2 separate regions of the Homo sapiens genome follow, and region 2 is linked to region 1. A link is a contact called in ENCODE Hi-C or POLR2A ChIA-PET data. All regions are on one chromosome and are shown on one strand. Each heading gives the region's core, a stretch centred on a gene start or an enhancer-like site at or near the end of the contact. The rest is flanking DNA. Distances are from core to core; before and after follow the strand shown.

Region 1 (5,106 bases), core at 1,180-3,679:
AGCGGAGGCAGGCGTTTGTAGTCCCAGCTAGTCAGGAGGCTGAGGTGGGAGGATTGCTTGAGCCCAGGAGATGGAGGCTGGTCCACCCTGGGCAACAGAGAAGACACCCTGTCTCAAAAAAAAGGGAGCCAGGCATGGTGGCTCATGCCTGTAATCCCAGCACTTTAGGAGGCCAAGGCAGGCGGACTACGTGATGTCAGGAGTTTGAGACCAGCCTGGTTAATACGGTGAAACCCCATCTCTACTAAAATTACAAAAATTAGCTGGGCATGGTGGCACGTGCCTGTAGTCCCAGCTACTTGGGAGGCTGACGCAGGAGAATCACTTGAACCTGGGAGGCAGAGGTTGCAGTGAGCCAAGATCGCACCACTGCACTCCAGCCTGGGCGACGGAGTGAGACTCTGCCTCAAACAAACAAACAAATGAGCAATAGACAAAAGGTAAGTGCAGCTAGGCGACAAAAGGGAAGTAAGCGGAGGCTGGGACATGGTCAGGGACCTCGTGCGCAATGCTCAGGAGTATGGCCTCAATTCTAATTCTATTTTTTTTTTTTTTTTTGAGACGGAGTCTCACTCTGTCGCCCAAGCTGGACTGCAGTGGCATGATCTCCGCTCACTGCAAGCTCCGCCTCCGGGGTTCACACCATTCTCCTGCCTCAGCCTCCCGAGTAGCTGGGACTACAGGCGTCCACCACCACGCCTGGCTAATTTTTTTGTATTTTTATTAGAAACGGGGTTTCACCGTGTTAGCCAGGATGGTTTTGATCTCCTGACCTCGTGATCTGCCTGCCTCGGCCTCCCAAAGTGCTGGGATTACAGGCGTGAGCCACCGCTCCCGGCCAGTATGGCGTCAATTCTAAGGGCAACAAGGAGCTATGGGAGGGTGCTGAGCAGGAAAATTCAGCAAAGGTTCCCAGAGGGAGAGCCTGCCCTGGCTAAAAGGGGTCCAGTATGTTCTGGGCAGCTTGAGCTTGACACTGCAAGTCTTTCTGAAGACCAGGTGAACATATGGATGGGGGGAGTGGCAGGTGGGCAGGGAACAGATGGTAGGACCTTGAGTGCCCAGCTAGGGGCTGAGTCTTCCTTCTGCCAAGGATGGGCTGGCCATGGAAGGTGTCTGAGCAGAGGGCACAGTCAGATTTCCACATCAGAACAACCAAGGAGCCGGGGGCAGGGGGCCATGGCATGCAGAAGGGGTGAGTTTTAGAAAGTTCAGAACCAGTCAACTTACGGTGGGATCTTTCCCATCTCCACACCCTCTGTGCCCTCCTTACAATGGGTTCAGTCCCTCTTGCTACTCCATCTTACAAGGAGCTGTGAAGGTGTTGAGCCCTGCCCCGCTAGCCGGCGCTCACCTGCTCCCACGTGGTGCTGTTCCTGAGGTCTGCTCTGATAGAAGCCCCCAGCAATGCCTGTTTCATCCCAGAAGGACCCCCAACGGCTCGTTTGAGCAAGTCCCTCAGAGACACCGCAAAAACCCTCCAAGGATCCTTGCACAGGACACCAGAATCTGCCCCCCTAGCATGAATCCAGTGTCCCAGTCTCCAGAAGAGACCCCCCAAACAAGTCCTGGAATACACAGCAGCCTCCCGACACACTCCGAACAACTCCCAAACCCAAAGTCCCACACAGACCCCAAAATCTCAAACAGTGCCCCAGCTGTAAACGATCCCGAGGAAACTCACACCTTCAGAAACCCGGGAAGTCCTTTATAGAGCAGCTCGCTCATCCCTCAGAGAAAGCCCTAGATAGACCCAAAGTGTCTTGGCAACCCCCCAGAGACTATCTATTGGGTCGTCCCTGTGAGCCCCGGTGACCTACTGGAGAGCCCCCTGAAGTCTCTCACAGTTATCACGGCTCCAAAAAGACCCCCACACCGCCACGGATTTCCAGTCAGCCCCAGCTCCCTGGAATTTCCACCAGTTGCCCAAAGACCCCCAAATTGCCCCCCAAATCCCCTGAGATCATCTCCTAAGCAGCCTGCAACGCCCGAAGCACCTTAGAGGCTACTCATCTTCCTCGAGAAATCCTTAAAGTGTCCCCTGTAGCCCCCTCAGAGACCCCCAACTGGTCACCCTCTCAGGCCCCGCCCCCGCCCAGCCCTCGGCCCAGCCCCGCCCCCAACCTACAAAGCACCCTCAGCTCTCCGGACCCTCCAAGCCGTCCCCGCAACCCAGCCCTGCACCGTGCGCCCCCAGAGCCCTCAGCCCCGCCCCCAGCCCTGGACGGATCCCGGCAACACTCACAAGAGGTCTCGCCTCGCGGTCTTGCAGACGATGCGCAGGAAGCGCCAGCCGCCGCTGCCCACGTACACGCCGAGCGCCGCTGCCGCGCTCCAGGTCCACGGCAGCCCCAGCAGCCACAACAGCGCCAGCGAGACCACCGAGGCCGCGCCCGCACCCGGAGCCCGCATCCTGGGGAAGCAGAGAGAGCTGAGGCCGCGGGCCGCTCCAGCCCCGCCCCACGACCCGCTCCGCCCCACGACCGCCCCCGCCTCTACAGCGAGCCGCGCCCCCAGGCCTCGGCTCTGCGCCCCCCGCGAGTCCGGGAACGCGCTCCGAGTCAGACTCCGCCCCCAGGCCTGGGATTGGTCAACTCCTCAGGCCAGGCATCGCCCCTTTCCAGGCTTTTACACCCGCCCGCTAACTAGGAACCAGACCAGGGCCCCAGGCCTGGGATTGGCCAGGTCCTGGCCAGGCTCCGCCCCCGGACCCTGGGTCCGCTCTATTCCATATTTTTGAGCCCATCCTTCCCTGCCAATCTTACAACAGTCCCCGCCCCCAGAGCCAGCATGTCCACCTTGTCGGTCACTGTCAGGCCTCGCCACATGCCTTCATCTAGCCTCTATCCTCGATCCCCGAATTACCCTTCACGTCCTGTCCCCTTTCCTCCTGGTCCTGCCTCTACCCCGTGGCCTTTTCACCACTCACTGGGCCCCGCCCTTAGGTTATGCTTCTAGCCCAGCCCACAGGTACAAGCCCTCTCCCCGAGTCCCGCCCCTCTCAGCCAGGCCCCACCCCCTAGGTTAGACATATGCCTCCCCACCCCCCCGCAATAAGCACACGCCCCACCCTCCCGAAACTAGAGCCCTCCCCAATCCGTTCAAGCCCCACCCCAGTTCCGGGCCTAGCCCAAGTTCCCAGGCTCAGGTTCTATCCTGGCCACGGGCCCCGCCCTCAGGCTTTGGCTCGGTCGCCACCTCCTGGGTTTCACTCCGGCCCCCCTAGGACCTAGGCCCCGCCCCTCTTCCCTCCTGTCTACTTCGAAGCCCCTCAGCCCGCAGAGCCGAGGCCGGCCGTCTTCCAGAAGCCACGACCATAGAGAGGCAACCGGACCGGAGAGGCGACGGCCAAAGAGACATGGGTGCTAGAACGGCCCGCCAGGGTCGTCCGCTGTCTCCATGACAACCAAGCCTTGCCCCACCCCCTCTCCTTTTAGGAAACACACGTGTCCTGCAGCCTTGGGGCGTGGCTCGCAAGATATCAGGACCCGAGCCCTAGTTGGCGTGCAGGATCTCTACCCCGGGGGACCAAAAATATCCCAGTCCACACCCACGGCCCGCGCGGGCTGTATTCTTGCTCCAGCTTGTCCTAAATCCAAGCCCCAAAGCCTCTTTCGGTCTTAAAAACACGTTCCAGGGCCCGGGGGAGTGCTCAACTCACACCATTGGGGCCTCAGAAGTCTCTAACTGTAAACACCGCCGCGGTCTTAACACGTGTGATTCAAGGACACAGCTAATTCTTAATCCATGTCCCGAAGCCTTGTCGGTTAAGTCTCACCGTCACACCCCAGGATCCCAGGGAGGACAAAATCCACACGCCAGGTCCCCATCCTTCCTAGAAGCACCTACAGGCCCTTTACTTGCACCCCGGGGTCCTAGATGCTCCCCCAGGCGCTGCCAGCGCTGGCCTGGGGGCACGCACAACCCCATTCTCTGGCTGACCTGAAGCTGCAAGCCGTGCCTTCAGTCTCCCAGAAGCTCAGGCAGGAGGCAGGCAGGGACTAGGAGGCTGAGGCCGGGGACCTTTCTGTTTCTGCAGACTCCTGGACCCTTCTTGGGTGCGCTGTGCCTACTGTGCGGGCTTCTGCTTTGGGGTCCTTCCCTTCCAGCTCCCCCTCCTCTGCCCCACTGCCGACTCCACCACTGCTTGTTTTCTGCTCTCCTTGGCCGACCTTTCCAGCGTTCTCCTTAGGAGGCGGCCCGGGCCTGATTCCAATGCATTTGGAGGACAGGGCTGGGCAGGCACTCACCCCCTACGCTGCCATTGGTCCCTGCGGGCAGCAGGGTGGCTGGAATGAGGGATCACGAGGAAGATCCGGAGGACAGGCCCAGAGCCAGCCACTGGCCTGCTGCTTTCTGGGCCTGGAAGAGTCAGCAATGACCAGTAACTGCAGTTGCACTCTTACCTAGCCAGGTAGCACCGCTGTGATCACCCCATTTGACAGGTAAAGAAACTGAGGGCAGGCTGGGCGTGGTGACTCACGCCTGTAATCCCAGCATTTTGGGAGGCCGAGTTGGGTGGATCACTTGAGGCCAGAAGTTCGAAACCAGCCTGACCAACATGACGAAACCCCGTCTCTACTAAAAATACAAAAATTAGTCAGGCATGGTGGAGCACACCTGTAATCCCAGCTACTCCGGAGGCTGAGGGAGCAGAATCACTTGAACCCGGAAGGCAGAGGATCCAGTGAGCCGAGATCGCGTCACTATACTCCAGCCTGGGTGACAAAGCAAGACCCTGTCTTAAAAAAAAAAAAATAGAAGAGAGAAAGAAAGAAAGAAAAGAAAGAAACAAAGAAAGAAGGAAGAAAGAAACTGAGGACTGGAGCTGTCATGCTTACTTGGAATTGAGATTCATTCATTCATAAATGTCAGCTGAGTGTTCCCTGTCCCTCCTCCCCTCCTCTCCTCCTTTCCCTCCTCCTTCCTCTCTTCTTACCCCTCCTCCTCCTTTTTCTTCTCTAAACTTCCCCTCCACCTTTCTTGTGCTCTGATTCTCTCTTCTCTTACCCCACTTCCTCCTTCTCTCTTTCTCCCTCCTTCTCTCCTTTCTGCCCTTTTCTCTCCTCCTCCCTGCCCTCCTCCTCTCTTCCCCCCTTCCTTTTT
Region 2 (5,106 bases), core at 1,228-3,727, 110 kb before region 1:
AGTAAGTGTACCGAATCAGGAACTTATCTTTGTGACATGAGTGCCAGGCACACAGTAGGTGACCAATATGTGCTTGAATAAATGGATAGAAGCATCTTATTTATCTCAATATTCCCAGAGCCTGGGCTGGGCACAGTGGCTCATGCCTGTAACCCTAGCACTTTGGGTGGCCAAGGCGGGCAGATCACTTGAGGTCAGGAGTTCGAGACCAGCCTGGCCAACATGGTGAAACCCCGTCTCTACTAAAAATACAAAAACTAGCCAGATGTGATGGCACGCACCTATAGTCCCAGCTACTTGGGAGGCCGAGAAACAAGAATTGCTGGACGCTGGGAGGCGCAGGCTGCAGTGAGCCGTCACACCACTGCACTCCAGCCTGGGTGACAGAGACAGACTCTACTCTTAAAAAAAAAAAAAAAAAAATCCCAGAGCCTGGAATGGCACCCAACACACAGTAGGCACTCAATAAATCCTTGAATGAATTTTAAAAATGAATGTGTATCACTAGTGCCTGATTCTTAATCTGATCAGTAACTGCTTGATGACTGAATCAATCGCTGATGGAGGGAACAATTATGCCTCATTCACTGCCGTAACATGGGAACCTTGCATACAGCAGGTGCTTAATAAATGCTGGGCACATGAACAGATGAAGAGGGCTTGGTTCCTCCCAATTCCCCAGGGCCAAGCCCTGTTGCTGGCATGCAGTAGGCACTCCATTAATGCTGCCTGTGTGCACGTGATTGCTTAGCAAGAGCTGGCTGGACACCACCCCACACGAGAGCCCTCTGTGGCCTGCCAAGGGGTCCAGAGGTGGACCTGATGTCCTCAGTAAGCACGTGGAGCCTGGGCCACCGATGGCTGCTTTGGCTTTCTGGCTGCTACCCCTCAGAGTTCATCCCGGGCAGCACTGTCCAGTGGGGACTGGAGCACGTCCGAGTTCTTGGCCTCACGGCTCAGTGCCTGCTGCTCCCGCATCTTCTGGGACTTGGCGCGGTCCCAGTCGGTCTTGACGTGCTCATTGTTCCATACGACTGAGGTCTCGGTGTCACTCACATAGCCATCGTCTCCTGTGTAGTGTGTGGGGTAGATGAGCAGCGGCTCCACAGAGAAGGCATGCAGGTTGCGGAGGGAGAAGTGGGCCTTGTACTCGGACCTGGGGGGAGGAGGAGGGGAGTGAGGGGCAGCAATGGCTTCAGGGGACGGGACAGCTGGAGGAAAAATTGGGGGTGAAGAAGTCAGCGGGGACAGATTAAAACGTAAGTGTGCAGGGGATACAAATGGAGACAGATCTGCGAGGGGGCAAACGGAGGGAGAAGTAGGCAAAAGAAGAGACATCTTCTCGGAGGCCGTGAGTCTCACATCCCCATTCTCCCAGGACAGACCCACCGTGAAACCCCAGCCCAGCAGCCGCCTGCCCCTCTCACACTGGGTGTTTGTCGAACATGACGGGCAGGAACTCGTCCACAGGCAGCATCTTGGAGAGCGGCTCAGCAGCCAGCAGTTTGCGGGCGCCTTGCAGGGAGATCACGTAGGCCAGGGTCCAGTAGGAATAGTCGGCCTCCACCAGGTTCCTCACGCGAGGCACAGCCTTCTCGGGGTGCTCCACCTGCATCCGCTTCCGGCCCACATAGCTGGGGTGCAAGATCGGGCCTGTCACTCTCCTCCCGCCCTCCGGAGGGAGCTTGCCCAGAAAGCCAGGGATCTAGTTACCCCGTCAGGTCCTGGGATGGGAGCAGGCTCAGCATGTTTGCAGAGCTCTGTGACTGGATGGAGTGAATGCAGGAGCCCAGGGGTCTGGCGGTCATGGGGGAGAAGAGTGAGTTTTTCCAAAGGGCGTGAGGGAGCCATGGAGGATCTGGAGCTGGGGAGAGCAGGATCACGCAGACGTTCTCTGAGGCTGAAGCTGCTCTGAGTTCAGAGGACAGTGGGGGTGGAGGTGGGCGAGGTGCCCTGATGGGGGGGCAGTCAGGAATGGAGGGGTGCAGTTACTATTCACATGGGGCAGTGTTCCCAGAATGCAGATTAGGGCACTGCACATGGAAGGGAAAAAAGAGATGGAGGAAGGGAGAGGACAAACCAGCCCACTTACAGAAGAGAAGGACGGCTCCAGTGCTGGAAACATGTTGGTGGCACTCCCATCCAGGGGCTTGTCTAAGACCAGGCGCCCTGGCCACGCCCCCACACTCTTCGGCCACACCTCCAGCTCTGACCACACCCCCATGCTCTTCAGCCACGCCCACAGGCTGCCCGGTCAAATTTTAGCCACATCCACCTCCACAGGCCTCAGTCAAGTCTCTAAGCCTTGACCAAGCCTGCAGGCTTCCGGCCAGGTCCCTTGAGTTCTGGGTGATCCTTCCAACGCCCTTCCCTATAGGCTACAGCCCTGACAGTGCCTTCAGGCCCAGGAACCACGTGAGCCCTCCTGCTACGCTTCCAAGGGTTGGCCACGCCTGCCACCCTGACCACACCCAGACATACAGGCTCTAGGCTCAGCTGCAGCGCTGTGGCCACGCCCGTAGGATTCAGCTCCACTCCGCCTCCCAGCCCCACCTCTAAGCCCTGGCCATGTACCTAGGCTCCAGTTCCACCCCACCTTCAAGCCCCGCCTCTAAGCCATGACCCATCCCCAGGTCCCAGCTCCACCCTGCCCCCACCCCCACCTCTAAGTCCTGGCCTTGCCCCAGGCCCCAGCTTCACCCCATCCTCAGACCCCCACTCACATGAGGTCCCAGTCCAGGCCCTCCCGCTCCACATCCCGCATGAGGTTCATCAGACGTCTCTTGAAGAAGATCTCAAAACGCAGGTCATCCTCAAACACAAGCGATTTCTGCAGCCCCCGGTCCACCACCTGAGGGAGGAAGCCCCGCCACATCACAGGGAGGCCAAGGCCAGGCCTGACCCTAAAGCACAGAGCTTTGCTTTGAGAAGGTTTGAAAGACCCGTAGAGAAGCCAGTGCATCTCCCTGCCTCTCCTAGCTCCAGGGACATCTGGACATCCAAACCTCTGCCCTCTGCCGTCCATAATGGATCTCAGAAGAGAAAGGCCTCCCAGCCCCTCAAATGCCCACGCCTCATGCACCTCCCGCCTTGCAGCCGCACACCCCCATTTGGCTTCACATTCGATAACAAGTTTTTCTTTTCTTTTTCTTTTTTTTTTTTTTTGAGACGGAGTCTCGCCCTGTCGCCCAGGCTGGAGTGCAGTGGAACGATCTCAACTGCAACCTCCGCCTCCCAGGTTCAAGTAATTCTGCCTCAGCCTCCTGAGCAGCTGGGATTACAGGCATGTGCCACTACGCCCGGATTTTATTTTTCTTTTTTTGAGATGGAGTGTCACTCTTGTCGCCCAGGCTGGAGTGCAATGGCATGATTTCAGCCCACTGCAACCTCTGCCTCCTGGGTTCAAGTGATTCTCCTGCCTCAGTCTCCCAAGTAGAGGGATTACAGGTGCCCACCACCACACCCAGATAATTTTTGTATTTTTAGTAGAGTCTAGGTTTCACCATGTTGGCCAGGCTGGTCTTGAACTCCTGACCTAAGGTGATCCGCCTGCCTCGGCCTCCCAAAGTGCTGAGATTACAGGCATGAGCCACCACGCCCAGCCATTTTTCTTTTTTCTGAGACACGGTTTTGCTCTGCTGTCCAGTCTGCAGTGCAGTGGCACGATCTTGGCTGACTGCAGCCTTAACTCCTGGGCTCAAGCCACTCTCCCACTTTAGCCTCCCAAATAGTTGGGACCACAGGTGTGCGCCACCATGCCCGGCCCTGATGGCCCAAGTTCGAAGCCTAGTCAGACACCCTCCTCCAATCACAGCCTCTCCCTCTGAGGGTGGATGAGGATGCCTGGGCTGGTGAGTGCCCCCAGCAGCACTGGGCAGGTGCTGGTTTAAAGTGGCTCTGTGGCCATGACTTCTAGTACTAAACATCAAGCACAGAGACCAGGCTGGGAGTAATGAGGATTTGTTTACAGGTCCCAGGCCCCAGACACCACCTGCTGCTCAAAAGGGCTCACCCCTACCCCCAGGCTCAGTTTCCACATTTGCGCAATGGAAGGATGGCAGGTACACCTGGGGGTGATACAGCTGGTGTGGCGCATCATTCACTAAAGAGAGGCCATGGGTCCCATGGCTGAGGCTGGATGCCTAGCCGGGGCTTTGGGGAACTCTTTCAACCCCTTTCCCGTCCAAATCTCCGATGAGATCTAGAGTCATAACTCTGGCCCCGCCCATCACTCAGGACACACCTCCTTCCAGATGTTGTAGTGGCTCAGGAAGCAGCCCAGCTCACCCTTGGTGAGGGGCCGGCCGTGGTAGGGGTCCCGGTAGCCAGGCAGCATCTGGATCCCCAGCGCCTCCACCTGGCTGGTGTTCATGGCTCTGGAGAGGAGGAGGAGAGGGTCACGAAGAAGGTTCACCCTGCCTGCCATTCTGCCATCCCCGGCCATTCCACCACCCCCTGCGGCGTTGAGCAGCTGGTCCACCTCTTGTAGCACTGGCACCCCTTCCGGGCACATGGGGCCTCACTCACCTGCACATGGTATACACTCGCGGGCAAACCTGCTCTCCTCCTCTCCTGGGGTCTGACTGACTTACCCCTCCACAGTCCCCACCAGTCTACACTGGCAGCATGCAAACCTACCCATTCCCCTGGGTCAGGACTCACTTGCCTTCCATGGTCTACAACTGTGAGGATCTGCCCCTTCCCCAGGGTCCCATTCACTTCCCCTTCAGGACGCCCACTGACGAGGTCTACATCTGTTTGGACACCACGCCCGCCCCCATCTGAATCACTTGCCGTCTACCAGCGAGGTCTACACCCACATCCACGTGCGGACCCGCCCCCCCACCCCCAGGCCTCGGACTCACTTGCCGTCCACGGCCTCCACCAGCCGGCACTCGATCTCCTGTGCCTGCAGCGCCCGCAGCATGCGCTCCCGCCGGTCCTGCCGCCGCCTCAGGTTGATCATGAAGACCTGCAGCCCGGAGAGTCCCCAGCCAGATCAGCCCCTGCAAACAAGGGCCCTCCAGCCCCCGCCCCGCCTCCAGGGAAGGCCCAGCTCACCTCGTCGAAGCCCATCTTGTCCGGTGTCTTGGTGGGAGCCGAGAT

What was found. Hi-C counts contacts between places; a loop is a spot of excess contacts on that map. ChIA-PET counts read pairs that join two places held with the same protein, here RNA polymerase II (POLR2A). Pooled maps may share reads with other maps.
Region 2: a loop to region 1 is called in a map of breast epithelium, with 2.9 times the contacts of the local background. The contact joins the enhancer-like site here to the promoter of SLC27A1 in region 1. A Hi-C loop is called at or near these places in 1 of 168 maps with a recorded cell type or tissue (breast epithelium), 1 of 37 single-sample maps with no recorded cell type and 8 of 50 pooled maps. POLR2A ChIA-PET finds 5 or more read pairs at or near these places in 8 of 52 experiments (A549, BJ, CD4-positive, alpha-beta T cell and 4 more).

What each region holds. Positions count from the first base shown.
Region 1 is chr19:17,467,847-17,472,952 of GRCh38, reverse strand. SLC27A1 (solute carrier family 27 member 1) reads right to left here and starts at 2,429. Exons shown (of 12, transcript NM_198580.3): 1 at 2,246-2,429. The coding sequence starts at 2,412. RefSeq lists enhancers at 1,312-1,813, 3,235-3,364 and a silencer at 2,355-2,484.
Region 2 is chr19:17,577,227-17,582,332 of GRCh38, reverse strand. It overlaps COLGALT1 (collagen beta(1-O)galactosyltransferase 1), which reads right to left. Exons shown (of 12, transcript NM_024656.4): 7 at 5,062-5,106; 8 at 4,866-4,972; 9 at 4,244-4,376; 10 at 2,724-2,851; 11 at 1,428-1,634; 12 at 1-1,156. The coding sequence ends at 889. Among named protein-coding and RNA genes, the nearest start is that of COLGALT1, 24 kb to the right of the region's middle. RefSeq lists enhancers at 2,099-2,393, 2,228-2,437. Within about 2 kb of position 2,477, at least 4 of the 41 ENCODE cell types and tissues checked have a DNase peak (open chromatin) inside an H3K27ac peak, as active enhancers do.